Regions from separate parts of the Homo sapiens genome. Here region 1 is linked to region 2. A link is a contact called in ENCODE Hi-C or POLR2A ChIA-PET data. All regions are on one chromosome and are shown on one strand. Each heading gives the region's core, a stretch centred on a gene start or an enhancer-like site at or near the end of the contact. The rest is flanking DNA. Distances are from core to core; before and after follow the strand shown. Region 1 overlaps SLC37A2 (solute carrier family 37 member 2). Region 2 holds the start of PKNOX2-DT (PKNOX2 divergent transcript).

Region 1 (6,794 bases), core at 584-3,083, 73 kb before region 2:
TGCATGCAGCGCTTGCGGGCCAGCTGGAGTTCCGGGTGGGCATGGGCTTGGCGGGCCTGCACTCGGAGCAGCCGGCCGGCCCTTCCGGCCCCGGGCAGTGAGGGACTTGGCACCCGGGCCAGCGGCTGCAGAGGGTGTACTGGGTCCCCCAGCAGTGCCGGCCCACCTGCGCTGTGCTTGATTTCTCGCTGGGCCTTAGCTGCCTTCCCGCGGGGCAGGGCTCGGGACCTGCAGCCCGCGGTGCCTGAGCCTCCCACCCGCTCCATGGGCTCCTGTGGGGCCCGAGCCTCCCCGACGAGTACCACCCCCTGCTCCAGGGCGCCCAGTCCCATCGACCACCCAAGGGCTGAGGAGTGCGAGCGCACGGCGCGGGACTGGCAGGCAGCTCCACCTGCAGCCCCGGTGCGGGATCCACTAGGTGAAGCCAGCTGGGCTCCTGAGTCTGATGGGGACGTGGAGAGTCCTTATGTCCTGCTCAGGGATTGTAAACACACCAATCAGCACCCTGTGTTTAGCTCAAGGTTTGTGAGTGCACCAGTCGACACTCTGTATCTAGCTGCTCTGGTGGGGCCTCGGAGAACCTTTATATCTAGCTCAGGGATTGTAAATACACCCATCGGCACTGTGTATCTAGCTCAAGGTTTATAAACACACCAATCAACACCCTGTGTCTAGCTCAGGGTTTGTGAGTGCACCAATCAACACTCTGTATCTAGCTGCTCTGGTGGGGCCTTGGAGAACCTGTGTGTCGAAACTCTGTATCTAACTAATCTGATGGGGACGTGGAGAACCTTTGTATCTAGCTCAGGGATTGTAAACGCACCAATCAACGACCTGTCAAAACAGGCCACTCGGCTCTACCAATAAGCAGGATGTGGGTGGGGCCAGATAAGAGAATAAAAGCAGGCTGCCCGAGCCAGCATTGGCAACTCGCTCGGGTCCCCTTCCACGCTGTGGGAGCTTTGTTCTTTGCAATAAATCTTGCTACTGCTCACTCTTTGAGTCCACGCTGCTTTTATGAGCTGTAACACTCACCGCGAAGATCTGCAGCTTCACTCCTGAGCCCAGCGAGACCACGAGCCCACCGGGAAGAACGAACAACTCCAGACGCGCTGCCTTAAGAGCCGTAACACTCACTGTGAAGGTCTGCAGCTTCACTCTTGAGCCAGCGAGACCACGAACCCACTAGAAGGAAGAAACTCCGAACACATCTGAACATCAGAAGGAACAAACTCCAGACGTGCCACCTTAAGAGCTGTAACACTCACTGCGAGGGTCCGCGGCCTCATTCTTGAAGTCAGTGAGACCAAGAACCCACCAATTCCGGACACACCAGGACCACCAAGTGGGTAGGTTAAAGCTCATGACAGTGGGCACTCCTGAAGGGGATGCTCATGATATTGATGATGTGTGGGCAAATGGGGAGCTTAGAGCGCCACGCAAGATAAAAGCCTTGCATTTCCTGGGACGTTGTGGGCTGGTGCATTAGCCAGATACACACCCTTCCACACTGAAGCAGGCTGCACAGCGCCAATGGCAACAAACAAGGAAGGCTCCTCCTGCCTGCAGTCACTTCAGCTCTGAGCGCAGGAGTCAGCCAGGGACCTCCAAGTCCTCAGCCCACAGGGGCAAGAGCTATACTCTGGCCTTATGTTCAGCATTCAGGAAAGCTGCTCTCTGCTGCTCTTTGACATTGAGAATGAAATGAAATTAGTTATTCATTTAACTTCACATTTGGTCTCAATTAAGCTCAAAATGTTCTTCCTTAGAGATGCTCCAATAGCACTTGTAATTAAGGAGTTTAAGGAGAAGCTGTGTTGCTTATATGAGCCACTAGATGGTGACCCAATCCCATCATACAGCCCAGGGTGGGCTGTGGTTCCATCCTGCTTCCTGGAAGAGAGACAGGAGCCGAGGCCTCTTGACTTTTCAGACTTTCAGCTTGCTTTCTGCTTCAGAGGGCAGGGGAAGAGGAATGGTTCTCTCAAGGTCTTCTCTTCCCCAACTGCACTGCTTACTAACTTTAAGCCTGTTTCATCATCAGGAAAATGGTGACATTATCTACCTCATAGGATTGGTATGAAGGGAGACACATACTCAACACACTCCTGCCCTTGAAGAACTTGTCTAGTTAGGGGATAAATAGGAAAACACACGGAGACAGTGACTCCAGGTGAGAGCTATGCTGTTCATTAGTCCAGCCATGCAGGAACACGGCTGGCAGAAGGGCAATTCCGGGGGCAACGGGAAGAGTCCTTCTTCCTTATGAAGGCAGAATTCTGAGGACTTGGATGACTCATTTGATAAGGTAGTGAGGGGTAATGGAAGAGGGAGGAAGTTAACATGAATACTTATCCAACTCCTAGGATGTTAGGCCTTAGAGACTGAAACTGAACAAATGGCATTGGCTCCTACCAGCAGGTAAGTGTGGCACTAGACACATGCAAAAGGCATTGTGCGAGCTCAGGGTCTGGCCTCAGAAATGAGGACTTAGGCTGTGGGTAGGGAGTTGGAAAAAATACTGAAGGTTGGGGGAACCCCAGCACTGAGATCTGCCTGTCTGCACCCATCTCCCAGGTCCCAGGTTACTGGCCCTGTTTGGGCAGCTCTGGGCGCAGCCTGTTCACCACAGGCCTGGTACCTGCCTTCTCCCTGGGCCTCAGCACTCACTCACACGGGGCTAATGTAGGAGCATTACGTTAATTAGTTATTCATTTAATTTAACTTCACATTTGGTCTCAATTAAGCTTAAAATGTTCTTCCTTATAGATGCTACAATAGCACTTGTAATTAAAAAGCAGTAACTCTTTGTGTTTCTCCCTTAGAAATCCACTGGGAGGCTGGGCGAGTGTGTGTGGGGTGGCTGGGGGAGGAGGAGGAGGAGGCAAGAGGCAAAGAAAAGAAAGGGAAAGAAGCTCTTGGTCGGTCCTAGCACCATGAGGCCACCACTAAGACTGAGGCTGGCAGGAGGAACTCAACACATCCTGGGTGTCTGAGTGGGGGTGGGAGAGTTGCTGTTGGGAATCCTGAGAAGTGACAAAGGAGCAGACCTCCTACTGAAAGGTGTGGGGGTAGGGAGGATGGCAGATGGGGGTGGAAGGAGGCAATGCTTAGGGGAGAAGGGGCCCTATATTCTGTGATAGGTACAATGTGCCCCCATAAGATGTCCACATCCTAATTTTCAGAACCAGTGAGTGTTACCTTACATGGCAAATGAGATTTTGTATATGTGATTAAGGATCTTGAGATGGAAGGACTGATGGGGTGGACCCAGTGGAATCAAAGGGCTCCGGATGAATCACAGAGGGAGGCAGGAGTGTTGGGGATTGGCAGATGCTGCTCTGCTGACCTTGAAGACTGAGGAAGGGTCCACCAGCCAGGGGGACGGGGGCGGCCTCTAGAAGGTAGAAAAGGCAAGGAAATGGGTTCTCTCGAGGCTCCAAAGCCTTTCCTTTACCCCCTGAAACCCATTTCTGGTTTCTGACCTCCGGAGCGATAAATGTGAATTGATCAAAACCAGTAAGTCTATGGCAATCTGTTACAACAGTAATAGGAAATTGATAATATTCCCAGTGTAAAACTGGGGTATGACCAATTTAACGGCAGGAAAATAACCACAGGCAAACAAAAGAAATCTCCAAAGCTTAAAACAAGTGAAGGGGCTGGCCTCATAGCATTTAGGCACAGCATAAGGGCTACTGTGTGACCACCTCACCCAAGAGTTCTCCAAGGGCAGGACTTGGACCAAATGCACAGACTATATCATCTCTGGCATGATGTGATGTAAACCATTAAAAACACACTTTCTCATTCTGTCTGTGGCACTGAGCCTGATTTCGATCCCAGCTCTCATTTCTTTGGTGGCAGGAAACTGAGAAAAGAGGGTGGGGGGGGTAGGGACTCAGAATTTTTTTTTTTTTTTTTTTTTTTTTTGCATAAACAGTCACCACCAATAATCTGCTAGGGACAGAGATCAAGTAGAAAACAAAACAAAAATTCCTGGTGTGTGGCTTTGATTCTGCCATTGGCACCTCTGAAAACTGGCCCAAGTCTCAACATTCCAGCTGGATGGTGCTTACAAGAGAGGCGGCAGTGTTCTCAAAACTTGAAAATATAGTCTACTAGCAGCTCAGCTGTTTAGTATCTCTGAGCAAGGGGACAACCAAAGTCTAACAGCAGAGACCTGCCAGAAACCCTGGGCTAATGGGTGAAGCTATCTCTGAGGCCTGCGTGCCTGTTCACGCTTTTCCCCAGACTCCTGCTCAATTCCTAAGATTCTGGTTTTTCCACCAGACTCAGCTACTTTTCCTTGGTATTTCTGTCAAGTGGATTTGCATTGCCTGCCCTTGTCCCTCCTTTTCCTTCGAGTTTATCCTATGGAGCAACGCTCTATAACAGACAGTAGTCAGGCTCTTAGACTCTAGAGCCAAACTGCCTGACTTTGGATCCTGACTCCTGTTTACGCCTACCAGCCCGTGCCTGTTCCCCATCTGTGAAGTGGGGATATTAAGAGTACCTACTTCATAGGGCCGATATGAAGAAGACATAATACTTACAACACACTTAGAAAAATGCCTAGCACATGTTTGCTAAATGTAACAAAAATTGTTATTTTGACATGTGGAACCCTAGACTTATTTCCAAGTATTGGGATGGAACTAGAGATTAAAGGTTGAACTTTATGAACTATAAAATCTCTTCCAATCCTGAGTTCTTATGCTTCTATGAGGATAATCAACACTTTTCTAGATTCGTTTCCATACAGTTCTGATTCTCACATCTGGAAATTCATTTCTATGTAACAGCCAGATACTTAAAGGTTTAAGCAAAGGAATTATGATTGAATGTTTGTTATTCATACTAAAATGATCATTAGAATCCTTTAATGAAACTTTTACCTTTTTGGATATGTGTTAAGAAAATGTCAGGTACAAACAGCTAAGAAACAGTATTAACCAATGTAAAAATAAGGAGTTACTTGAAAGTCAAAAGTGATCTTTCAACTATTTGAGAAATGAGATGTCAGGAATCCTGATGTCAAGTTGGAGCCCCACTTCTAATTAACTGTGAAACTTTTTAAATCCCTTGTCCTCTCTGCCTGTTTCTCATCTGTAAAATAATCACAGCAGGTTTCTTTACACATTGAGCAAAAAATAAACCAGAAACACTTCAACTGCAACAACCATGAAATAGAGTTGATACTAAAGTTTCTGTTAAATAACAGAACAAAAAATGGATTGCTTTATGTTAGAATAAAAACATTTAAAAATAAATTGGATGCCCTCCTTCCAGGAAGCAGTGAGGAAGACAGTCTAGACACCTTACAGCCTAGTTCTTCCATGGGCTTACTCCACCAGGACTAGTGCTTTACACCCTACGGGCACACAATATATGCTGAATGAATGGCAGGATTCGAGAATGAATGGCTATGTACTCCCTAGTCCCTGGACATTGGTATGGTAATTCTGATGCAGTTTTACATTAAATTTACATTGTACACAAAGAATGGTAGCTTTACTTCCATTTTTATCAGTGAAAAATTTAAGGAACTTAACAAATTACCCATTGTGATCTCCATTGTGGGGATAGGGTGGTATCCTCCTAATTCAGCTTTTGTCAGGATACAATTTTAAGACGCCACGAAATAACCTATTTTCTTATATAGAAACCCAGATTTACTCTCCCTCTCCACCTTCTAAACAGTGGGGATCACCAGTCTGCCACAGGATCCCCTCTGGGTAGGGAACAGTAGAGGGAACATGTTCTAAGGCCACTGATCACAGAATGGTTCTGAACACTAAGATGACTTCTGTCTGTATTTAAGGAATGACCTCTGAGCCCTGTCTCCAAGAAGGCCATGAGCATACAGGGTACCATAACAGACATTGACTATAGGGTTATCCCATGCCAAACTCTCAGTGAAATCCATTTTGAGCCCTCTCAGCCTTCTACGTCTTATCCCAACCCTGCGGGGCTTTTTTTGCATAACTGCATTGAGTATGCAGGTAGAAAGAAATCTATCATTCATTTCACCACAGCTGGTAATTATAGACTCCAGGTCTGTAGACTGTAGGTCAAGTCAAGCTGAAATAAACTTTGCACAGGGTATTTTTTTTTTTTTCCTAAAGCCAATCTTTAACATATATGCCTTTCATTTACATCAGGCAAAAAAACAAAAATTAGAAAACAGTAGTATTAAGGATAGAATTTAGTTTCCAACCTTAATACACTTTCCTCCATCTAAATAGTCACCCAAAACCTCATAGTTATTATCCATTGATCTAATAGTTGAATAACTTTTGGGGGGAATAAAAAAGATGGATTCATGGTCAGGAACCTATAAGAGTTTTCCCAGAGTTACTTTTTTAGCAAGGCTCTCAGAAGAAGGTAACAATTGGCAGCTTGTGCTTGTTAGGAGCCAAGCTTCCACTTGGGCTGCAGGGAGACTCACAATAGCATGAGGCCCCCAGCTTGTCTCAATTCCCTCAAGACTTATGCATTCTTTTTTCTCTCCCTCAATCTGCTTAGAGGATGTTTCTTCTTTTCTTACCTGTGTGCCCTAGGCCAGATTAGGAAACTATTTCCTTTGAAGTTTTCTGTACAAAGCCTTATCTGCAAAGTTTTTCCAAACTAAGTAAGATAAAGGAAATGGTTCAATGTAGGGATAACTATACCTGGCCCTCACCAGCCCATGACTCTCAGTGGTTACCTGTTCTCTCTTCTTGGAATTTAGAGCTTAGTTGCCTGTGGGGTGGCAGGACTGGGTAACTTCTCTACCCTGAAAACAGAATTGA
Region 2 (6,052 bases), core at 3,479-5,978:
CCCCCTGCTTCAGAGGGTGGGAGTGGGATGAGGGAGCTGAGAGGCTTTCCCAGGGTCAAAAAAAAAAAAAATCAGACATGGGCAAGGGGCCTGGACATCCCAGCTTTCAGCTCAGAGCAAAATCCTGGACCCGCACTCCCTTTTGGAGGATTTCTAGCATCTGAGTTTTTATACCTCTCAGGTCTCCCCTTGTCTGCCCACCCCTTTCTCCAAAGGATGTGCCCTTCCTGCGTTATTTCATCAGGAACGGAGTCTTCCTCACTTGGCCCTGGCTCCCCCCACCACAGCCCCACCTGGATCCAGGGTCAGGAAGGAGGCCTTAGGTAGAGAGAAGCGTCCCCCTGCCCTCATTTCCTTGCTCCCATTATCCGTGTTGCAGCCCTCAGGGCCTGTGGCAGCTTTCTCTGTAAACAATATCTCCCTTCCTCAGGCCAATTAAATAAGCACTATAATAAAGGCAAAGGCAAATGCAAAGCACTGGGCAGCCCTGTGTAAAGGGCTATTAAACCTAATGCTGCCATTCATTTATTGAAGAGCCTCCCATGTGCCAGGGACTGTGCTAAGCTCGTTAGATTTGTGATTTTATTTAATCCCCATGGTGTCATGAGTTGGATTCTATTATCATCCTCATTTCACAAACACAGAAACTGAGACTTGGCACTCACCAGTAATGTCCCAGATAGCTGGCCATTTCATTACAGGGTGGAGAGCTGAGCCAGGGCCTGGCGATCCCAGAGCTGGTGTTCTCTTTTGGGGGATCCAAGGATCCTTTGAAGAGAGGTGATGTTTCCATGAAAGCTTATAAGCAGATAGGATTCAGAAGGTAGGAAAAGGGGGAATGAAAACCCGGGGCTGAAGGAAGAGTGTGAGCAAGTACAGGAAGGGCCCAGAATCCAGAATGTACTCTGGGGCCCATGAGCTGGAGCAGGAGTGCTGGGTAGAATGGAAGTGCCCAAACCTCACAACTGCAGTGACTTTTAAAATACGGGCTCCAAGGCCTTTCTCCAGACTGATTTCTCTAGGGGTGGAACCTGGAACCCTGAATTATAAAGAAGTTCCCCGGGGGTTGGGGTGGGGGTTCTGATGCAGCAGGAAGCACTGGAAATCACTAGAAGGTGGAGTTGGGGAGGCGTTGGCAGGAATGGAGCAGATTAGCCTGAAAGGGGATCAGGGCCAGATGAGGACTAACATGAAGACCTTGCTAAGTAAGGAGTGTGGCATTCAAGGTCCTTCTTTTTATTATAAGGCCCAGTAACTTTTTAGGCTAAATCTTATAAGCAATGGAAAGCTACTGATGATTTTCAGGAGAAACCAAGGTGTGATCCAACCTTTGTTATAGGAAGAACATCCTTGTGCAAGTGTATAGGAGGGATTGGAGATACTGGAGGCATTGAGACCAGTTAAAAAATTATCAAAATATTCCAGGTGACTAGTGATAAGTCTGTCAACTAGGACTGGAACAATGATGTTTCATTCAGTTCAATCCAACAAGCATTTCTTTAATATGTTTTCTGGATTGGGCACTGGACCAGGTTTTAGGGATCCTAAGATGAAATAAGATATTGTCCCCATCCTCAGGGAACTCGCAATCTATCAATATTCATTAAAAATAATTAAGTTGAGAGTGAAGGGAACTGTAGTTGGGTGGTATTATGGACTAAATTGTGTCCGCCACCCCAATTAATATGTTGACACCCTAACCCCCAATGTGACCGTATATGAAGACAGGGCCTTTAGGGGGGTTAAGCGAGGTCATAAGGTTAGGCCGCAATCCAACAGGACTGTCCTTATAAGACGAGGGAGAGACCACCAGAGCTGTCTCTCTGCCTGTGTACACAGAGGAGAGGCCACGCGAGGGCACAGTGAGAAGGTGCCATCTACAAGCCAGGAGGAGAAGCCTCTCCAGAAACCAACTCTGCTGGCACGTTGATCTTGAACTTCCAGCCTCCACAACTGTAAGAAAATCAATGTCTCATGTTGAATCCATCCAGTGTGTGGCATTTTGTTGTGGCAGCTTGAGCAAACTAATACAGACAGGTCTTAAATTTTTATTCATATTGTGACATTGGCAGAATTCAGTTGGGCCATTGATCACCCACATTGGAAGATTGGAGGAGGCAGCCTGGGCTGGTGTGGGCTGCTTATACCACAGACAAAGTGCAGGTAGAGTGAGAAGAGGGCCCAGAACCAAACAGAAACTCCAAAATTTAGGAGTGATAACTAGGATTTGTAGAAACTTCTATTTGGTTATAATGTCAGTGTGTTGATGGCTTATGCAATACAACATGTACATTCCTCTCCATTCTCTTCTTCATCCTCAGAGGGATGATGGGGAAGAAATTGTAGAGTATCTGTAGTGAATTCTTAATTTCTACTCTATCCTTTCTCTACTCATTGACAGAGCCAAAACTGAGATGTGGAACTCATGGAATTTGACATATTGACAACTCATTTCTTCATTAAGTATTTACTAGCTTGTGTCTTCTGTTGATTCCTGTATTATTGCTACTTAATGTTTTACATATTGGCGCTTTGTCTTCTTCAACAAATGAATGCTTCTTGAGGACAGGAGCCATAACCTGAGCCTCTTTGCTTCTGCTCTTTATTCTTAGTGCTAGCACACAGCAGAGCTTCTGGTGGGTGCAGGGAAAATATTTGCCTTCAGTGATTATAAAAACGATGGTTATATTTTGGATAATCATTTTTTAAGCTCTTGCAAATGACAAAAATAGTCAAAGCAAGATATATTTACTTAAAACTACGATGTGCAGTTTAAAGCACCAAAAAGGTATTAGTGAAAATCATAGTATTTGAAGACTCCAAAAATTAATAGCTCATGGCAATGGATCTCCCATATCAGGAAAGTGTTGGGCATTGATCTAGATTTCAGAAAACGAGGGGTGTGACAGGTGTAAATCAGTGATCCAAGGCTGTTGCCTGCGGTCCTATTTATGGCTCACTGACACCTCTCTGATGGGGTGAATTCAGCCTGATTTTCCCCTCTGACTCTGCAGGCTGCAGCAACTCACTGGGAGCCATGGGAAAGAGAGAAACTCCTCCCTCCAGGGGTCCTGGGCAGAGACAAATGGATCTCCCCTCCCCCTCCCTTATCTGAAGAGGGCTTCCCTCTGAGAGTTTATGGCAGCCTGACCTCCAGCCTCTGGGTTGGAGAATCTGGCCGCTTCTGTACCACATAAAAAGGGCAAGTGCATTCATTATTATTATATTATTATACAATGTATAATATATAATAGCGATTATGCTGTCAGCAGCCAGAGACTCTGACTGCAGATCAGAGGCTAGGGTGACATAAATCCACCTAGTGAAGTTTTTGAAGGTTCTATGTGAAGGTGAGAGGATTCTAATCTGTCTATAATGGGGGCTACCACTGAAGAGTTTCTCCCACAAGCAACGTTGGTGGGTGGATTTGAGGGTATTGGGAGGATCTGGACAAACAGTAGTGTGTGTATCTGGGATGTGATATAAGAAGGGTCTCAATTGCCTCCCCTGAGCCAGGCAATGCTAACAGCTCTCATCCTTGCCCATGACGGAGGCGGGTGAGTGGCGACCCAGAGGCCTGAGAAGAGCTCAGGGGCAGCCTTCAACTTCTTGGGTCAGATTCTTTACTGAAAACCCAGAGGCTGGGTTTCACTTTCTGCTTTCCCGCTTTTGTCGGTGTCTTTGTCTGGGCTTCTTCCAGGCCCCCTGCCTGGCCTGGGGTCAGAGGATCAATGGCTGCCTGACTGGCTGAAAGGGCTCCTCTATGGGGAGCAAGAAGCAAACTTCCAGAGGCAGAAGGGGTTCTCTTGTCCCTTTATGCGGAGGGCCATGTGCTAAGTTGAGGAAGCAAGCAAGTGTGCTCCTGTGTGTGGCTCTTAGTAGGACTGTGATCTCTGCTGAGTGAATGGAGGCGCTTGTGGGTCTACACATGCCTGCTTTTGTCTTCCACTGTAGAGGGCATGTAAGGAGCCCATTTCCTCCCTGATGTAGATGAAGCCACCCCAGCAGGCCCAGGCTGAAACAGCCCAGCTGGTCTTTCCCTTTATATGACTGCACCCCAGCCCCCAGAACTCTGGGAACTCACTGAGTTTCTTGAGGACTTTTTATTAGAATGAAAATAGCAGTGGCTTAGAACAGGCTTGCCTGACATTTGCAAAGAAGTGCTTTACTGACAAAGCCTATCCACTCTTTCCTCTCTCCCTCTGCCCCACCTTGAACCAGACACCCCGGGAAGCCCACAGCAGAAAAAGCTCTTGAGACCAGGAATAACTAACCAGAGTGTCATCTGAACACCTTTTCTGGGGCCAGGGTAATGAGAATTATTCAAATGCAATCATAAAAATGAGGCCAGCCAGGCAGGAAAAGGGGGAGGGGGAGTGCTGGTGGAAGGAAGGATTTCTTGCCCGTTTTAAGTTTCATCATTTCTGGGGAGTTCTCTTGGGGTCCACAGAAAATCTCACCTCATCTCGGTCCCCTCAGCACCGGTGATATCTTGGAACTCGGCCCCGGTTGTTCGCTAAGGAGGACTTGGCTTGGGGGCGGGAGGGTGCTCCAGAGTTCCTGGGGGTCCACCGCACTCCCCATCCGAGGCTCCTCGCGAGCGGAGCCGCTTCTCCAGGCCGCCCGCCTCCCTGCCGCAGGAGCAGGCCCGCGCCCGCCGCCCGAGAGCCTCCGGTAGAGGGAGACACTCCAGCGGCTCCTCCGACTTGGCAGCGGCCGGGCCGGGAGTGGGTGGGGGTGATGGGGGGTGGGGAGAAAAGGGGGAGTGGGGAGAGGGGAGGTGTGTGAAGGGGGGGTCCGGGGGGCGGGTCCCTGTGCCGCTGACGTCCCGAGCAGTGCTGGGAAGTATAGGCTGTGTTGTCACGCCGGTGTCAGTCTGATGAAGATTGGCATCAGGTAAGCTGTCATTCATTTCCATGTCAGAGACGCTTTTGCAGGCGGCGGCGGCGGCGCGGCGGCGGCTGCTGCTGCGGGCGGCTGCCTCAGAGCGCGTGTGTTTTATTCCAGTCCCCAAGCCAGAGTATTATTCATTGCGACAGGGCAAGGAGGAGAGAGGGAGAGAGGGAGGCAGCAGGGAGGAGAGAGAGGGAGGCAGCAGGGAGGAGGGAGGCAGGGAGCAGCGAGGGACGGCGGGAGCGTGCAGAGAGAAGCTGGGGAAGCGCCGGGAGAGCGCGGAGCGGAGCAGCGCGAGGGGCGGCGAGGCCGGGCACGGAGGCTGCGAGAGCCCCGCGGGCCGCCCGCTCCCCTGCCCGGCCAGCGCTCAGCCCCGCCGCCGCCGCCGCCGCCGCCTCGCCGCGCTTGGGCCCGTGGCCGGCCGCGCATTGTCCTCGGGTGCAAGGAGCCGGGCTGCGGACTCGAATCGCCGCGGGCCCAACCCCGTAGCGGGCGGGCGGGGAGCTGTGCGCCAGGAGCGCCAGGGGACCCGAGAATAGGAACAGGCACGCCGGCCCGAGCCCGGGTGCAGAAGGCTCCCGGCCGGGCGCTCCGCGGGGAGAGGCTGGGAACCGCGGGCAGGCTCCAGGTTCTCTTTCTCCCGGCTTCGGGCGTCCTTGGGGCCGGCGCTTACTCCGCGCCACCAGCCTGGAGATGCTTTCCAGCGGCTGGAGGCGGGAGCGGTCCCAGGCTGGGGCCAGGTGACCGGAGGAGTCGAGGAGCCGCGGCCGCGGCCTGGGGAGGCAGGGCGAATGAGGGTTTGCAGACGGATCAGTGGAGACAGGGGAACACCGGCGGGGCCCGGGAAGCCAGGATCCGAGGGGCTACACGCACGGACCCTCACCCAGGGAGGAGCGAGAATGTGTAGGGTCACCGGCTTTCCATGATTGCTGGGGATCTTTGGTGAGGCGGGCGTAGGGGCCCGCGCGAGGCTTGGGAATCGGGAGCCCTTCTGGCTCGAGAACTAGGGGATGAGTTCGTAAAAGAGGGAACTGAAAGCGATCGAGAGCGGAGAGCTGAGGGGGATGGCGCAGGATCCCGAATCTGCCGCTCAAAGTTTGCATTTCTTTCGGGTTAGGAGACGGGCTTTCCTGGCTCCCGATCCCCAGGAAGAAACGAG

Evidence for each region. Hi-C counts contacts between places; a loop is a spot of excess contacts on that map. ChIA-PET counts read pairs that join two places held with the same protein, here RNA polymerase II (POLR2A). Pooled maps may share reads with other maps.
Region 1: a map of endothelial cell of umbilical vein shows a loop between it and region 2 (4-fold over the local background). The contact joins the enhancer-like site here to the promoter of PKNOX2-DT in region 2. A Hi-C loop is called at or near these places in 2 of 168 maps with a recorded cell type or tissue (Caco-2 and endothelial cell of umbilical vein) and 7 of 50 pooled maps. POLR2A ChIA-PET finds 5 or more read pairs at or near these places in 3 of 52 experiments (A673, HEK293T and Panc1).

What each region holds. Positions count from the first base shown.
Region 1 is chr11:125,089,523-125,096,316 of GRCh38, forward strand. It overlaps SLC37A2 (solute carrier family 37 member 2), which reads left to right. Exons shown (of 18, transcript NM_001145290.2): 18 at 1-994. TMEM218 (transmembrane protein 218) reads right to left here. Exons shown (of 5, transcript NM_001258244.2): 5 at 4,867-6,794. Among named protein-coding and RNA genes, the nearest start is that of TMEM218, 19 kb to the right of the region's middle. Within about 2 kb of position 1,834, at least 3 of the 41 ENCODE cell types and tissues checked have a DNase peak (open chromatin) inside an H3K27ac peak, as active enhancers do.
Region 2 is chr11:125,159,881-125,165,932 of GRCh38, forward strand. PKNOX2-DT (PKNOX2 divergent transcript) reads right to left here and starts at 4,729. Exons shown (of 3, transcript NR_125759.1): 1 at 4,461-4,729; 2 at 666-768. PKNOX2 (PBX/knotted 1 homeobox 2) reads left to right here and starts at 4,871. Exons shown (of 13, transcript NM_001382323.2): 1 at 4,871-4,896. RefSeq lists a silencer at 4,584-4,733.